Regions from separate parts of the Homo sapiens genome. Here regions 2 and 3 are each linked to region 1. Evidence: read pairs that join two places in POLR2A ChIA-PET (ENCODE). Cell type or tissue: B cell. All regions are shown on one strand.

The links. ChIA-PET counts read pairs that join two places held together with the same protein. Peaks named below come from ENCODE experiments on the same cell type or tissue, not always from the same donor. Only the 100,000 strongest peaks of a DNase experiment are listed, where the experiment ranks them.
Region 2: POLR2A ChIA-PET joins it to region 1 with 7 read pairs; 23 of 35 experiments call an interaction of 5 or more read pairs at or near these places.
Region 3: POLR2A ChIA-PET joins it to region 1 with 7 read pairs; 2 of 35 experiments call an interaction of 5 or more read pairs at or near these places.

What each region holds. Positions count from the first base shown.
Region 1 is chr11:64,848,487-64,853,486 of GRCh38, reverse strand. EHD1 (EH domain containing 1) reads left to right here. Exons shown (of 5, transcript NM_006795.4): 5 at 1-1,845. Among named protein-coding and RNA genes, the nearest start is that of CDC42BPG, 6.3 kb to the right of the region's middle. RefSeq lists enhancers at 1-155, 1,473-1,602, 1,773-1,822. In B cell, a CTCF peak has its summit at 4,638 (motif pointing left); DNase peaks (open chromatin) are centred at 206, 1,536, 2,076 and 4,616; H3K4me3 peaks cover 2,782 bases; H3K27ac peaks cover 4,939 bases.
Region 2 is chr11:64,780,017-64,785,016 of GRCh38, reverse strand. MAP4K2 (mitogen-activated protein kinase kinase kinase kinase 2) reads left to right here. Exons shown (of 32, transcript NM_004579.5): 32 at 1-99. Among named protein-coding and RNA genes, the nearest start is that of SF1, 4.0 kb to the right of the region's middle. In B cell, no CTCF peak of the experiment used is centred here; a DNase peak (open chromatin) is centred at 2,196; H3K4me3 peaks cover 19 bases; H3K27ac peaks cover 3,235 bases.
Region 3 is chr11:66,036,424-66,041,423 of GRCh38, reverse strand. GAL3ST3 (galactose-3-O-sulfotransferase 3) reads left to right here. Exons shown (of 3, transcript NM_033036.3): 3 at 1-659. Among named protein-coding and RNA genes, the nearest start is that of GAL3ST3, 10 kb to the left of the region's middle. In B cell, no CTCF peak of the experiment used is centred here; no DNase peak of the experiment used is centred here; H3K27me3 peaks cover 522 bases.

The DNA of each region.
Region 1 (5,000 bases):
GCACCCCGTTCCTGGACCCCAGTGTTGCATTTCCTGGCTGAGGAAGGGTGGTCATCCCAGCTCCTGCCCTACCCTCTCACTTAACTGGAGCTTTGGGACGCACCCTCCACAGTGGGAGGTGGTGGTGGGTGGCGGTGGCGGGGCCTCACGACAGCTTGGTGCTGGTAAGAGGAAGCCCGTGGTTCTGGCTAGGCTCTCATGTCCAGACAGCGGGGACCAGGGGAAAACCCAGCCCCTTCTGTAATCCCCCTTCATTTCCTACCTTCCTTCCTCCTCTGTTTAGCAAAGGAGGGCAGCTCACTTGGATGTCCTTACAACGCCCCTGGCCCCCAGGTTGAGCAATAAGAAACCAGAACCTTGCGGCCCAGTGGCCCGGGCCAGTTCAGGCCGCCTCCCCCTCCTCTGCCTGGGGCCATTGAGCCCAGCCTCCAGGGCCCGGGCGCGTTTGCAGGCCAGTGGCCACTGTCCGGGCTGTGATGGCACCAAGGCAGGTGGAGCACCAGGTACCACACAGCTGGGCTTCCCACCAGGCTTTCCCGCGGGGGTCTCAGGGAGCTTCTCCCCAGCGCTGCTCGGAGTCTGCAGGAACTGGCCTTGTTCTCCTTAGCCCGTCACTCCATACAGTATTAGGTGAGGATGGATGCGGGCGCTGTCCTTGCCGGGAAGTCACTGTTGAAGTTGCAGTGGCTTGTTCACACCTGTGGGAAGAGAAGTGAAGACTTTCTCCTTGCATTAAAAAGTCTGAACTGTGCGAAAGCTTCGGGTGCTTCCTTGTCTTTTCCAGGGGCAGCAGTCCTGGGCCATCCTCCCCTGGTGTCTGAGGGGGTGATGCCAGCAGGGACAGAGTGGCAAGGCAGCCGGGGCAAGGTGACCAACCCTGCCCAGTCCTGCTCTGCTGGGCAGTAGCTGCCCCCTCCTACTAAGAGGGCCAGGCCTGTAGGGAAAAGGGTTTCTGGGGTGATGCCCCCTTCCCTGAGCAAGGTGGGAGCTGAGCAGTTCACTTGGGGTGGGGAGGGGGGAAACAGTTGGGAGGATGTTGATAGCTGAGGCCTAGGCTGGCACCCCTCAGCCACAGACGGATGAGTGGGCACCTGCAGGCCCTCGGCACTGGGTGGCATCAAGTAAACAAGGGTTTCTGGGCTTTGGAGCCAGACTGGCTCCTTGCTAGCCCCAAGGACGGTTTAAGTACAGGGAAGCCGGGCCTCTGAAGACAAAGCAGATAGCCTGTGACAAACATGCAACTAAGGGTGGGGCCAGTCAGGCCCAGGTGATGTCACAGATGGGGGACTGTTTATACCAGCAGAGGGAAGGGTGACTGATTAGTGACCCTTCATAAAAGGGTGCAGACTTGAGGTGCCATGGGTAGAGGCTGCTCCAGCCCCTCTGGCAGAAGGCAGGACAGAAACAAGTTCCTGAGGGTTTCAGGGACCCAGTTGTGTGCTCCGAGCCTAGCTGGTGTGGTGGTGTCTGGTCCTATGACCAGCACTTGAGGTGCCAGTGGATGCTTCAGTTGCTGCAGGGCTGGCCGGCCCTCCCTGCGTCACTCAGCTGCCACCTGTGGGCATTCACCCTGTGCCAGGTGGAGCTGCGCTGTCACGATCTGAGGAAGTTCATGTTCCCCCATTTCACAGAGGGAGAGTCCGAGACTGAGGACTGCCGAAATAACAAAGGTGGTAGAAGCAGATGCAAACCAGGCCGTCCAACTCCAGCGTGCTTTCCATCAGGTTACTAATCCAAAGCACACACTAAGAGGAAAAAACGGTAGATCCCCCCAACCCCACCCTTAGACTGCAGCTGTACTCAGGGCTGAGAGACCCACATTAAAGGTTAAATGCTGTCACTCCAGCCTGGGGTCCTGAAAGCTTGGGGCAGGGGTCACCCAAGGGAGGTGGAGCATTTTTGTTCAAGCTGTGAGCACATTAGAGAAGGCACAGAACTTAGCAGTGCCCCTGAACTAGGAGGAAGGGAAGTGCTGCCTGGCCGCCCGCTCTCCTTCCCGGAGCACTCCACCTGCAGGGCTCTGTGTGGCCACAGAGGGGCTGTGAACCCCCTGGGGCTGCCCCAGGAAGCGCCTGCTGATCTGAGGCTTGAAAGGGGCTGAGGGCAGGTGTCTGCCCCAGAGTTCATAGCCCTGGTTTCGGTTCTACAGGTTGGGGATCATCTTTGGGCTCCGACCGGGGTTCAGGGAGGACCAGAGGATGTGGTCAGAGATGTGGCCGCCCACCTAGAGGGCTAGTCCCAGCCCTCGCCTCCTCCCTAGATCCATAGCTGGCCATGACCCTGGGGAAGAAGCCTCCTCTTCAGAGGCTGGCCTGGGGCAAAGGAGGGGCATTGCCACCCAGCTACCAGAGCCCGTGGACTGAGGCCTTCAGGGCAATCTGTCGCCCACGCAGCACCTCACAGCCCAGGACCCAAGAGGCAAAGGGCCCGCCCACTGCCTCTGGCCATGCACAGCTGTTTTCTATGTTGCAGTTCCTTGTAAGATCTCATTCAGAATAAACATTTCTGGCTGGGTTTGGTTCACACCTATAATCCCAGCACTTTGGGAGACCAAGGTTGGGGGTGAGGTGGGGTCGTGTGAGGCCGGGAGTTCAAGACCAGCCTGGGCAACATAGTGAGACCCGCCCCCCCCCCCGCCCCCACACCATCTCTACCAAAACAAAAATTAGCCAAGAGTGGTGATGGGTGTCTGTGGGTAGTCCCAGCTACTTGAGAGGCTGAGGTGGAAGGTTCACTTGAGCCTGGGAGTTTGAGGCTGCAGTGAGCTATGATGGCATCACTGTACTCCAGCCTGGGCAACACAGTGAGACACTGTCTCTATTTAAAAAAAATTTTTTTTAAATAAACATTTCTTCTCCTTAGAAAAGAAGTTAACCACAAATCCAGTCAGTGCCCTGTTCTTATCTCAAATGGGTGTTCTAGAAGAATAGACCAGTAAAAAATAAATAATGGCCGGGTACGGTGGCTCACATCTGTAATCTCAGCAATTTGAGAGGCCGAGGAGAGTGGATCACATAAGGTCAGGAGTTTGAGACCAGCCTGGCCAATACGGTGAAACCCTGTCTCTACTAAAAATACAAAAATTAGCCAGATGTGCTGGCTCTCGCCTATAATGCCAGCTACTTGGGAGGCCAAGGCACAAGAATCGCTTGAACCCAGGAGGCAGAGTTTGCAGTGAGCCAAGATCGCACCATCGCACTGCAGCCTGGGCGTCAGAGCAAGACTACGTCTCAAAAATAAATACATAAAATAAATCAAATGGGCTAGTCATAGGACTTGCCCGGCCACGGCCAGCAAGGTGGTGAGAGTTGGGAGGTGAGAACATCCGGCCACCACTCCTGTGTTAAAAGCGCACCAGGTCTGGCAGCACGTGGAGGGCAGCCTTGGGGAGACCGCCCTGAGTTCAACTCCCAGCTCTGCCACTCTAGCCAGATCTCTTCCCCCACTGAGGCCATTTCCTCAAGCCTTAATTCAGGAACAGATGTGGCCCACAGAGGCAGAGCCCGAGGACACCCACCTTGAGCGGCCTTTGCCAAGCACCCCAAGGAGGTTAGTCGGGTGGGGTGCAGGGAGCAGGGCACCTCACCCAATACCCAGAACAAAACAGGCCAGCCCCTCCCTTCCCTGAAGCAGCTCCCAGACTCAGTGGCGCCTGTAGGCTAGTGAGGTGGTGGCCAAGTGGGCTCGGGCCTGGCTTCCTGTGCACCCAGAGGGACTGATAATTGTAAAACCACATGGGGCTGCAGCCGCTGCAGAGCGTGGGAGCCCCTATGGCTTGTTGGAACACTGCAGGGAAGGTTTTTGGAAGAAAAACCAGGATGATGAAACCACCATATGTCCACCCATTTGGAGCTTTGGACTTTTCATAGGACACGCCCCTGGTGCTGGGCAGATGGGGTTGGGGAGGGGGCTGCCAGGACTAGCTGGGGGACTGGGGGGTCCACACCCCTAGCATTTGCATCAGCTCCTTCCCAAAGCCATCCCAACAGACGCACCTTCAAATAAGAGCCAGGCATCTGAGGCTCAAGGGTGGGCTTAGGGAGCTCCCCGGCTCCAATCACATTGCCGCCCGTGCTCCTTCAGAGAAAGGTTGGGACGGCCATTGGTGGCCATACTGGGAAGCTCATTTGTCTCTCACACCTGAACAGGTGCAGTTCTCCATTATACACAAAAAGACAGCGTCCAGAGAGTGAGGAAGAGATCTACCCAAGGCCCCACGCCTGGTCAGCAGCGGGCAGGGCTGCAGGACCCAAGGCCAGCCTCTCATGTCCTGACCTCCTGGGTAGGAGCGGGCCACTATGCCATGTGCACGTTTCCAGAGTGGCTAAGGGCAGGGGGCGGCCGCCATTCCTGCCAGCCCTGAAGAACCATCTGGTGGGAGCTGCTTCCCGAGGCCACGGCTGGAGACTCTCATCCTAGGCCTTCCCCTGAAGGCTGATTCTCAGGACTTTGAGGAAGGGGGCGCTCCAACCCTGGGCTCAGCAGCCCTCCAATGTGGCCAGGATGCCACAGACCTGGGCAACCTGCCTTGTGTCTGGGCTCCCAGCCACAGAGGGCTATGCCCTTGGGGGCAGACACAGGGTTCCCTGCCACTTCCTCATGCTGGGTTCTCAGGTCCTCTCCCTGCCCCAACACACCTGCCCTCTGCAGGGCGAGTCTGCACTCAAGGAAGGAGCTCAAGGCTGGCACCACCTCCCTCCCCAGCTTCCATGCATTAGTCTATAAAGGAGGGTAATAACTCTCTCCTAGTGTGGCCCTTGTGAAGATAATAGATCTAAAGTCACTTTAAGTTACCAAGAGGCCCCTTACACTTGCAAGCTGTTATCAGCATGAGTGCTCCCCACAGAGCTGGGTGAGAGAGCTAGTGATGTCCCTCAGTACCAAGGGGCTTGCGGGATGAGTGAGAGGCTGCGGGGGGTAGCTGAGCCCTCCTGCACCTGGGGAGTAGTCGACCATGGAGGAGGCATTTGAATGAAGGTACCCTGGTGAGAAGGAAAGGA
Region 2 (5,000 bases), 68 kb after region 1:
GTTTGGATGCACCAGTTTGGTTAGCTGTTCACCTGTTGATGGACATTTGGACCATGTTCCGTTGTGAACTATTACAAATAAAGCTGCTATAAACATTCATGTACCTGTCTTTGTTGGATATATTCTATCATTTCTTGTGGGTAAATAGTTTGGAGTGGAAGGGCTGACTCACAGTTAAGTGTCGTTTAATTTTTTTTTTTTTTTTTGAGACGGAGTCTCACTCTGTCACCTAGGCTGGAGTGCAGTGGCCTGATCTTGGCTCACTACAACCTCCGCCTTCCTGGGTTCAAGTGATTTTCCTGCCTCAGCCGCCTGAGTAGCTGGGATTACAGGCATGCCTGGCTAATTTTTGTATTTTGAGTAGAGATGGGGTTTTGCCATGTTGGGCAGACTGGTCTTGAACTCCTGACCTCAGGTGATCTGCCTGCCTCGGCCTCCCAAAGTGCTGGGATTACAGGTGTGAGCCACTGCGCCCGGCCGCATCTTTTTCTGTTTTTCTTTTTCTTTTGAGATTGGAGTCTTGCTCTGTTGCCCTGACTGGAGTGCAGTGATGCGATCTCGGCTCACTGCAACCTCTGCCTCACGGGTTCAGGTGATTCTCCTGCCTCAGCCTCCTGAGTAGCTAGGACTTCAGGTGTGCACCAGTACACCCGGCTAATTTTTGTCTTTTTAGTAGAGATGGGGTTTCTCCATGTTGGACAGGCTGGTTTTGAACTCCTGGTCTCAAGTGATCTGCCTGCCTTGGCCTCCAAAAGTGTTGCGATTACAGGTGTGAAATACTGTGCCCAGCCTTTTTTTGTTTTTTGAGATGGGTTCTCATTCTGTCACCCAGGCTGGAGTGCAGTGGTGTCACCTCCACTCACTGCCACCCCTGCCTCTGGGGCTCAAGCCATCCTCCCACCTCAGTCCTCATGAGTAGCTGAGACTACAGGCTCACACTACCATACCCAACTAATTTTTTATTTTTTGTAGAGACAGAGGTCTACCCATGTTGCCCAGGCTGGTCTTGAATTCCTGGCCTTGAGTGATCCCACTTCAGCCTTCTGAGTAGTTGGGATTATAGATGTGAGCCACCTCAATGTATTTTTTATTTTTTATTTTTTGAGACGGAGTCTCGCTCTGTTGCCCAGGCTGGAGTACAGTGGCGTGATCTCAGCTCACTGCAAGCTCTGCCTCCCGGGTTCACGCCATTCTCCTGCCTCAGCCTCCTGAGTAGCTGGGACTACAGGCACCTGCCACCACACTCAGCTATTTTTTTTTTTGTATTTTTAGTAGAGATGGGGTTTCACCGTGTTAGCCAGGATGGTCTCAATCTCCTGACCTCATGATCTGCCTGCCTCGGCCTCCCAAAGTGCTGGGATTACAGGTGTGAGCCACCGCACCCAGCCTTTTTTTTTTTTTTTTTTTTTTTTTTTTGAGACAGGGTCTCCCTCTGTCACTCAGGCTTCAGTGCAGTGGTGTGATCACAGCTTATTGCAGCCTCAAACTCTTTGGGGTCAAACAATCCTCCTGCCTCAGCCTCCCAAGTAGCTGGAACTACAGGCACACATCACGCTCAGCTGATTATTATTATTTTTGTTTCTGTAGAGACATTCTCCCTATGTTGCCCAGGCTGGTTTCGAACTCCTGGCCTCAAGCAATCCTCCTGCCTTGCCTTCCCAAAGTGCTGAGATTACAAGTGTGAGCCACTGCACCCAGCCCTTGGTGCATTTCTCAATGCCTATAGTTATATAATGTTGCAAAAATGGAATCATGTAATACATTTGTTAAGCGTATGAAGCATTTTTTTTTTAACTTTGGATTTTTAGGCTGGGTTTGGTGGCTCACGCCTGTAATCCCAGCACTTTGGGAGGCTGAGGCGGGCGAATCACTTGAGATCAGGAGTTTGAGACCAGCCTGGCCAACATGGTGAAACCCCGTCTCTACTAAAAATACAAAAATTAGCCAAGCATGGTGGCGCATGCCTGTAATCCGAGCTACTCTGGAGGCTGAGTCACGAGAATCGCTTGAACCCAGGAGGAGGAGGTTGCAGTGAGCCAAGATCATGCCACTGCACTCTGGTCTGGGTGACAGAGCAAGACTCCATCTCATAAGAAAAAAAAAAAAAAAAGTTGGATGTTTAAGATGTGTTGGGCAACTTCCAGCCGCCCATTTCACTCTGCAATAGAGCATGTGCTGTGTATCCTTCTGTAGCCTTTGTTATGCTCAGATAATCATATGCAAACATGCACACATCTGTATGGGGTTTGTGTTACAAAAACAAAGCCATGTCATATGTATTTCTTTGTTAACACAGAACAGTAGTTACTTTAGGTTGGTTGGTATGAATTAACAGCTTTTCAAAGCTGCCTAATATTCTAGGTTATGGGTTTTCCAATTCAGTCGTTCATATATTGATGGAAATTCACTCTGTTTGCCCATTTTTACCACTACAAACAATGCTGCAGTAAATGCAGAAGACTTTGAAAACATTATATAATCACATGGCTTGTTTGGGGGCAGATTCCCAGGAGTGGGATATTGGATCGAAAGGGTTTATGTTTTCTTTCTTTTGAGACAGAGTCTCACTCTGTCGCCCAATCACAGCTCACTTCTGCCTTTACCTCCTGGGCTCAAGGGATCCTCCCACCTCAGCTTCACAAGTAGCTGTGAGTACAGGTGCATATTTTTTTATTTTTTGAAAGGGGGAACAATTTTAATAGACAACAGAATGCTTTCTAAAAGATTAACGATAGTAGGTGTTAGCACATTTATGTTCTGCTATTTTCATTTATTTTGAGATTCCTCATTATCACCTTAATTTGTATTTCCCTTATAGGCAGTGTCTAAATACTGGTAAATAAATTAGCTAGTCTCAGTCGCACAAACTCAGCACAGTCTAAGGTGGTACTGCTATAACAGAATCCCTGAGACTGGGTAATTTATTTATTTGAGACAGGGTCTTGCTCTGTTGCTCAGGCTGGATTGCAGTGGCGTGATCATAGCTCATTGCAGCCTTGATCTCCTGGGCTCAAGTAATCCTCCTGCTTCAGCCTCTTGTGTAGCTGGGACTATAGACATGGACCACCATGACCAGCATTTTTTTTTTATTTTTTATTTTTTTAGTAGATGTTGCCCAGGCTGGTCACAAACTTCTGAGCTCAAGAGATCCTCCCACCTCAGACTCTCAAAGTGCTGGGATTACAGGCATTAGCCACCACACCCAGTCTGGGTAATTTATAAAGAATAGAGATTTCTGGCTGGGCACGGTGGCTCACGCCTATAATCCCAGCAGTTTGGGAGGCCAAGGTGGGTGGATCACCTGAGGTAAGGAGTTCGAGACCAGCCTGGCCAACATGGTGAAACCCTGTCTCTATTAAAAATACAAAAAATTAGCCAGGCATAGTGGCGGCACCTGTAATCCCAACTACTTGGGAGGCTGAGGCAGGAGATTCATGTTGGCCAGGCTGGTCTCGAACTCCTGACCTCAGGTGATCCACCCACCTCGGCCTCCCAAAGTGTTGGAGCCACCGCGCCTGGATGGAGATTAAGTTTCTAACACATGAGCTTTGGGGGACACATTCAAACCTGTCCACCTAAAGTAATCAAAAGGGTCAGAATCTAATTTCAATAGTTTATTCAAGCACAAAACATGAGGGTGGACTACCTGGAAACACCGACTCCAAATGAATGGAGTCAGTGTTTCGAAGTAGAGAAGTTAAGGTTTCATTTACACACACAAAGGCAGAGGAGTTTTAGGATTACATTCTTCATATATGGTCAGTGCGTACTTACAGTAATTTGGTTATAGGCCGAGTGCAGTGGTCCACTCCTGTAATCCCAGCACTTTGGGAGGCCGAGGCGGGCAGATCACCTGAGGTCAGGAGTTCAAGACCAGCCTGGCCAACATGGTGAAATTCCATCTTTACAAAAATGTAACAATTAGCTGGGCATGATGGCAGGTGGCTGTAATCCCGGCTACTCAGGAGGCTGAGGTGGGAGAATCGCTTGAATCTGGGAGGCAGAGGGTGCAGTGAGCCGAGATTGTGCCATTGCACTCCAGCCTGGGCGACAGAGCCAGACTCTGTCTCAAATTGAAATAATAATAATAAATAATTTGGTTGTAAGCAGTGTTTCTTTTTGGGAGGCATACATTTAACATTTTTTACAGAGGGTGTAATAGTCATGGGTTTGCTGTCATCTGGTCTAAGTAAAGCAGGACAACAAAAGGGAAGTTATCTATAAGAAGGGTCATTAAGAAGGCAGCAGGTTTTTGTCCCATGTTTAATTCTCTCCAATAATTGTACAGAACAAGAAAAACAAGCAGGTCTAATTTATTATCTCAGAAAAAATTATAACCATACATGGCTGAGATCACAGTCACCTCTCTCTCCAGGTTTCAAGTGTTGTGGGGGTTCCAACATCTTTTCTATTTATTTTAAAAAACCACAGCAGAGGGGTTGTGCACCCTTTCATATTTCTTGGCTATTTGGATTTGTTCTTCTGAGACATGTCCATTCCTATTTTTTGCTCATTTTCTATTGTTTTTGCCTTTTTTCTAATTAGTTTTTAAGATGTATTTGTATATTACAGGTATTGGCTCTTTATCATGTATGGCAAATATTTTTTCCTCATCTATCATTGTCTCTTGACTTTTATCAGTGTTAATTTTCGGGGTAATCAAGTATATCTTTTTACAGTTTGAGGTTCCTGTCTTTGCAGTCTCTCAACCCCTAGAATACCCTTATAGTCTCCTAAATTATATTCTAAATGTTTTGTTGTTTAAATTTAAGATTCTACGCCATTTATCAACGAAATCATCTTTTCCTGATTGAAATAAAATACTACATTTGTGGTATTTCCGGATTCTGTTGCACTAATGTGTCTTTCCTACCAACAATATCATATTGTTTTATTATTGTGGTTTTTTGTTTTTGAGACGGAGTCTCATGCTGTTGCCCAGGCTGGAGTACAGTGGTGCGATCTCAGCTCACTACACCTCCGCCTCCTGGGTTCAAGCA
Region 3 (5,000 bases), 1.2 Mb before region 1:
CAGTTTCCTTTAACACAGCAAGATAGCCAGCACTTCCAGGTGAAATCTCCCTTAAGACTAGCAGAGAATTGGAACTTTTTCTGTTACTTTCTTCAGAGCTATATCGACGTATCTGGACAAGTGATAAAAAACAATAGCTATTATGGTCTACGGTGTGCCAGCCACTGTTTAAGGGCTTTATGTATGTTAACTTTGGAGATGGGTGCCGTTTTCCAGGTGAGGGAACTGAAACTTGGGGGAAATTAAGTCAGGGTCACACAGCCAGAAAGTGGCCACTAGGATCTCAACCAAGGCAGTGTGGCTTCAGAGTTTGTGCTCACAAGTGCTGTCTGTAGTGCCATTCAAATAAAAAAGGTCACATGCCACAAGCTAGGCTGATTCCCAGCACCTTCCCCCAAAAGAATGTAAAGGGAAGAACCAGGACACTGCTATCAGCAACTCTTTATCCAGTTTTTCATGGAGACAACGGTTGACCTGTTTGGACAATGGACATTACAGTGATTGATTGGCAGGATGCATGACACGCTGGGCTTGAAAAGGGACTGTTTGTATGGCACCCCACTTTTTACCAGCAGAGCTCTGAAAAAGGCAATAATTAGAATCATGCAAAAGCATAATTAAGTTTCTGACATTAAGCAGCAGTAAAGAATTGTACCAGACTCAAAGTGATCTATCCAAAAACAGGTGTCCTCTGGCCCCCAGCCAATAAGGTGCTTGCCATTGTCTCCATCTGCACCCCCAGCCCTAGCCTCTGGTCATACCTCTGCCAGGAAAATCCTTCACCTTGCCCTCAGTTGGCCTGGAAAATTCAGACGTGCCTTTAAGTCTACTTTTTTTTTTTCTAGACAGTCTCACTCTGTCACCCAGTCTGGAGTGCAGTGGTGCAATCTCGGCTCACTGCAACCTCCACCTCCTGGGTTCAAGTGATTCTCCTGCCTCAGCCTCCTAAGTAGCTGGGATTACAGGTGTCTACCACCACGCCTGGCTAATTTTTGTATTTTTAGTAGAGACGGGGATTGGCCATGTTGGACAGGCTGGTCTCAAACTCCTGACCTCAGGTGATCTGCCCACCTTGGCCTCCTAAAGTGCTGGGATTACAGGCGTGAGCCACCATGCCCGGCCAAGTCTACTTTGATAAGTGTCCTAGTTCATTATGTGTTGCCATAAAGGAGTGACTGAGGCTGGGTAAAGAAAAAGGTTTATTTGACTCAATCCTGATGACTAGAAAGTTCAGGATTGGTATCTGTATCTGGCGAGGGTCTCAGGCTGCTTCCGCTCGGGAGCCCAAGTATGCAGAGACCACAGGGTGAGAGAGGAAGCAAGGGGGTCAGAGGAGGTGCCAGGTCTTTTTAACAACCAGCTCTTGGAACTAAGAGTGAAAAAACTCACTTATCCCCCAGGAAGGGCATTAATCTTTTCATGAGGAATCCATACCCATGAGCCAAACACCTCCCCCAATTAGGCCCACCTCCAACATTGGGGATCAAATGTCAACATGAGGTTTAAGGGACAAACAGCCAAACCACTGCAATAGGCCTCCCCTGGCCTCCCTGGCCCTCAGGCAGGCGGGCCCTCCTTTAAAAACCTTGCCCTGCTTCAGCAGAGAGCACAACTCTGGCCTCAGAAAAATCTGGAATCAGGGGCAAATGGAATCATCAGGCACTAGGAGAGGGTGCTCTGTTTGACTCAGGGGCAAGGGCAAATCCTAAAGCTGAGCAGGGGCTCTGGAACTCTTTGGTGGGAACATCTCCAGCTTCAGCCACAAGCCAGGGGAACAGGCCTCAGCCCCTAGGACTCCTGCAAAGAGGCTCCTTCCACCAACAAACACTTGGTGCTGCCTACCTCTGTGCCTACTCCGAACAGTGCCAGAGCTTTGGCAGTGAGTGAAAAGTGGTCCCTGCCTTGAGGAGCTTACCCTAAGGTCTAGAGACGATGTGGAGGCAGTAAACCTGGCCAACGGTGACTCGATGGGGATGATCTTGCCTAATGATTAAACACTGGGGCTCTGGAGTTCAAACCCTGGCTCTGCCATCTACCAGTTACATACTTTGAACTTAGCCTTTGAGCCTCACTTTCCTCACCTGTGAAATAAGCAGGCCCCTAGTACAGGGCCTGGCACACAGAGGCTCTCCCAAGATGGCATCTCTGGTTTCATCAGGACTCCTCCAGGGTCAACACCTTTCATGTTACAGATGCTATAGTTTGACACATCTATTACAAGAGTTTTTCAGCAGATGGAAGAAAGCATTTTGAGGAAGGGGTGATTTCTTCTACTTTCCCCACAGCCATGGTATGGGCTATGAGCAGCCTTGATTTTTTTTTTTTTTTTGAGACAGGGTCTCACTGTGTTGCCCAGGCTGGAGTGCAGTGGCATGATCATAGCTCACGGCAGCCTCGAACTCAAGTGATCCTCCCATCTCAGCCTCCCAAGTAGCTGGGACTATAGGCTCATGCCACCATACCCAGCTAATTATTTACTCTTTTTTGTAGAGACAGGGTTCTCAGTATGTTGCTCAGGCTGGTCTCAAACTCCTGGACTCAAGTGATCCTCCCGCCTCAGCCTCCCAAATTGCTAGGATTACAGGTGTGAGCCACTGCACTCAGCCTTGTCATTCTTTTCTTTGAATAAATGTGACTTTTGAGGCAAAAAAAAAAAAAGGAACAACGAACATTTAAGACACTTTTTTTCTTTGGGTGGGGGTGCGCTCTTGCCCCAGATGCCATCTGTTCTCTCAAAAAACATTTATCCATTTCTCCTGATCCCAGCTGAATTCCTCTGAGAATGATTCAAAAGGCCATACAGTGTCAGTCAGTCTCATTTGCTGGGCCAAATCAGGAGGAGATTTTAAAATAATTTTTCTAAAACTTGGGATTGTTTTGCCTGGGATGCTGGCATAAGTGGAATGTCCAGAGATGACCAGCAGGGGAGGCCAGGCTGTCCCCAGAGCTGAGGAAGTCACTGTCTCTGTCCATCTGCAGCCGTGGCATGTAAGGACAGCTCTCTGGTTGGTGATGGGGAGCCACTGAGGTAAGCAGGAGAAAGGCCTTTAGTAACAAGCTGCATGGCCAGGTGCAGTGGCTCATGCCTGTAATCCCAGCACTTTGGGAGGCCAAGTGGGGGTGGATCACTTGAAATCAGGAATTTGAGACCAGCCTGGCCAACATGGTGAAACCCCATCTCTACTAAAATACAAAATTAGCTGGGTGTGGTTGTGCATGCCTGTAATCCCAGCTACTCAGGAGGCTAAGGCAGGAGAATGCCTTGAACCCAGGAAGCAGAGGTTGCAGACAGCCGAGATTGTGCCACTGCACTCCAGCCTGGGTGACAGAGAGAGACTCCATCCAAAAATAAAAGCTGCAAATGCCACTGAGAGAAGGCACGTTAATAAGAACAATGCTACTAACTTTTACTGAGCACTTACTCTATTAGGCTGTTTTTGCATTGCTATGAAGAAATACGTGAGTCTGGGTAATTAAAGAAAACAGGTTTGATTGGGGCTGGGCACAGTGGCTCATGCCTGTAATCCCAGCACTTTGGGAGGCTGAGGCGGGTGGATCACGAGGTCAGGAGATCAAGACCATCCTGGCTAACACAGTGAAACCCCGTCTCTATTAAAAATACAAAAAAATTAGCCAGGCATGGTGGCAGGCACCTGTAGTCCCAGCTACTCGGGAGGCTGAGGCAGGAGAATGCCGTGAACCCAGGAGGTGGAGCTTGCAGTGAGCTGAGATCAGCCACTGCACTCCAGCCTGGGCTACAAAGTGGAAAAGAAAAAGAAAAGAAAAGAAAATAGTTTTGATTGGCTCCCAGTTCTGCAGGCTGTACAGGCATGGTGCTGACATCTGCTCGGCTTCTGAGGAGGCCTCAGTAAGCTTACAATTGTGTGAAAGGTGAAGTGGAAGCAAGCATATCACATGCCAGAAGCAGGAACAAGGTCAATGCCCTCTGAGGGGAGGTGCCACACACTTTCAAACAACCAGATCACTGTGAACTCAGAGCAAGAACTCGCCGATCACCAAGGGGATGGCACCAAGCCATTAATGAGGGATCTACCCCATGATCCAAACATCTCCCACCAGGCCCCACCTCCAGCACTGGAGATCACATTTCAACATGAGATCTGGGCGGGTGGGGGGGACACACAGCCAAACCATATCACTTACTATATGCTAGGTCAGTGGTCCCCAATGTTTTTGGCACCAGGGACTGGCTTTGTGGAAGAGAATTTGTCCGTGGTGTGAGGGGTTAAGGGGGATGGTTTTGGGATGAAACTGTTCCACCTCAGATCATCAGGCATTAGATTTTCATAAGGAGTGCACAACCTAAATCCCCCGCACATGCAGTTCACAATAGGGGGTTCACACTCCTAAGAGAATCTAATGGTGATCTGACAGGAGGCAGAGCTCAGGTGGTAACGTCCATGGCCTGGGGGTTGGGGACCCCTGTGCTAGGTGCTCTTCTCTACACTTTATGTATTTTAACTTACTCGATTTTTTTTTTTTTTTTGAGATGGAGTTGCGCTCTATCGCCCAGGTTGGAGTACAGTGGCATGATCTCGGCTCACTGCAACTTCTGCCGCTCAGGTTCAAGTGATTCTCCTGCCTGAGCCTCCCGAATAGCTGGGATTACAGGCACCCACCACCACACCTGGCTAATTTTTGCATTTTTAATGGACACAGGGTTTCACCATATTGGCCAGGCTGGTCTCAAACTCCTGGCCTCAAGCGATCCACCTGCCTTGGACCCTCAAAGTGCTGGGATTACAGGCATGAGCCACCAGGCCCAGCCAACTTACTTGATTTTTACAACACCCTAAGAGGTAGCTGTTACTCTTCTCTCCCTCTTTTATTTATTTTAGAGACAGGGTCTCACTTGTCACACAAGTCTCAGCTACTCGGAGGGGGCAGTGGTGCAATCGTGACTCACTGCAGCCGTAAACTCCCAGGCTCAAGCAATCCTCCCTCAGACTCCTGAGTAGCTGGGATTATAGGCAGGTACC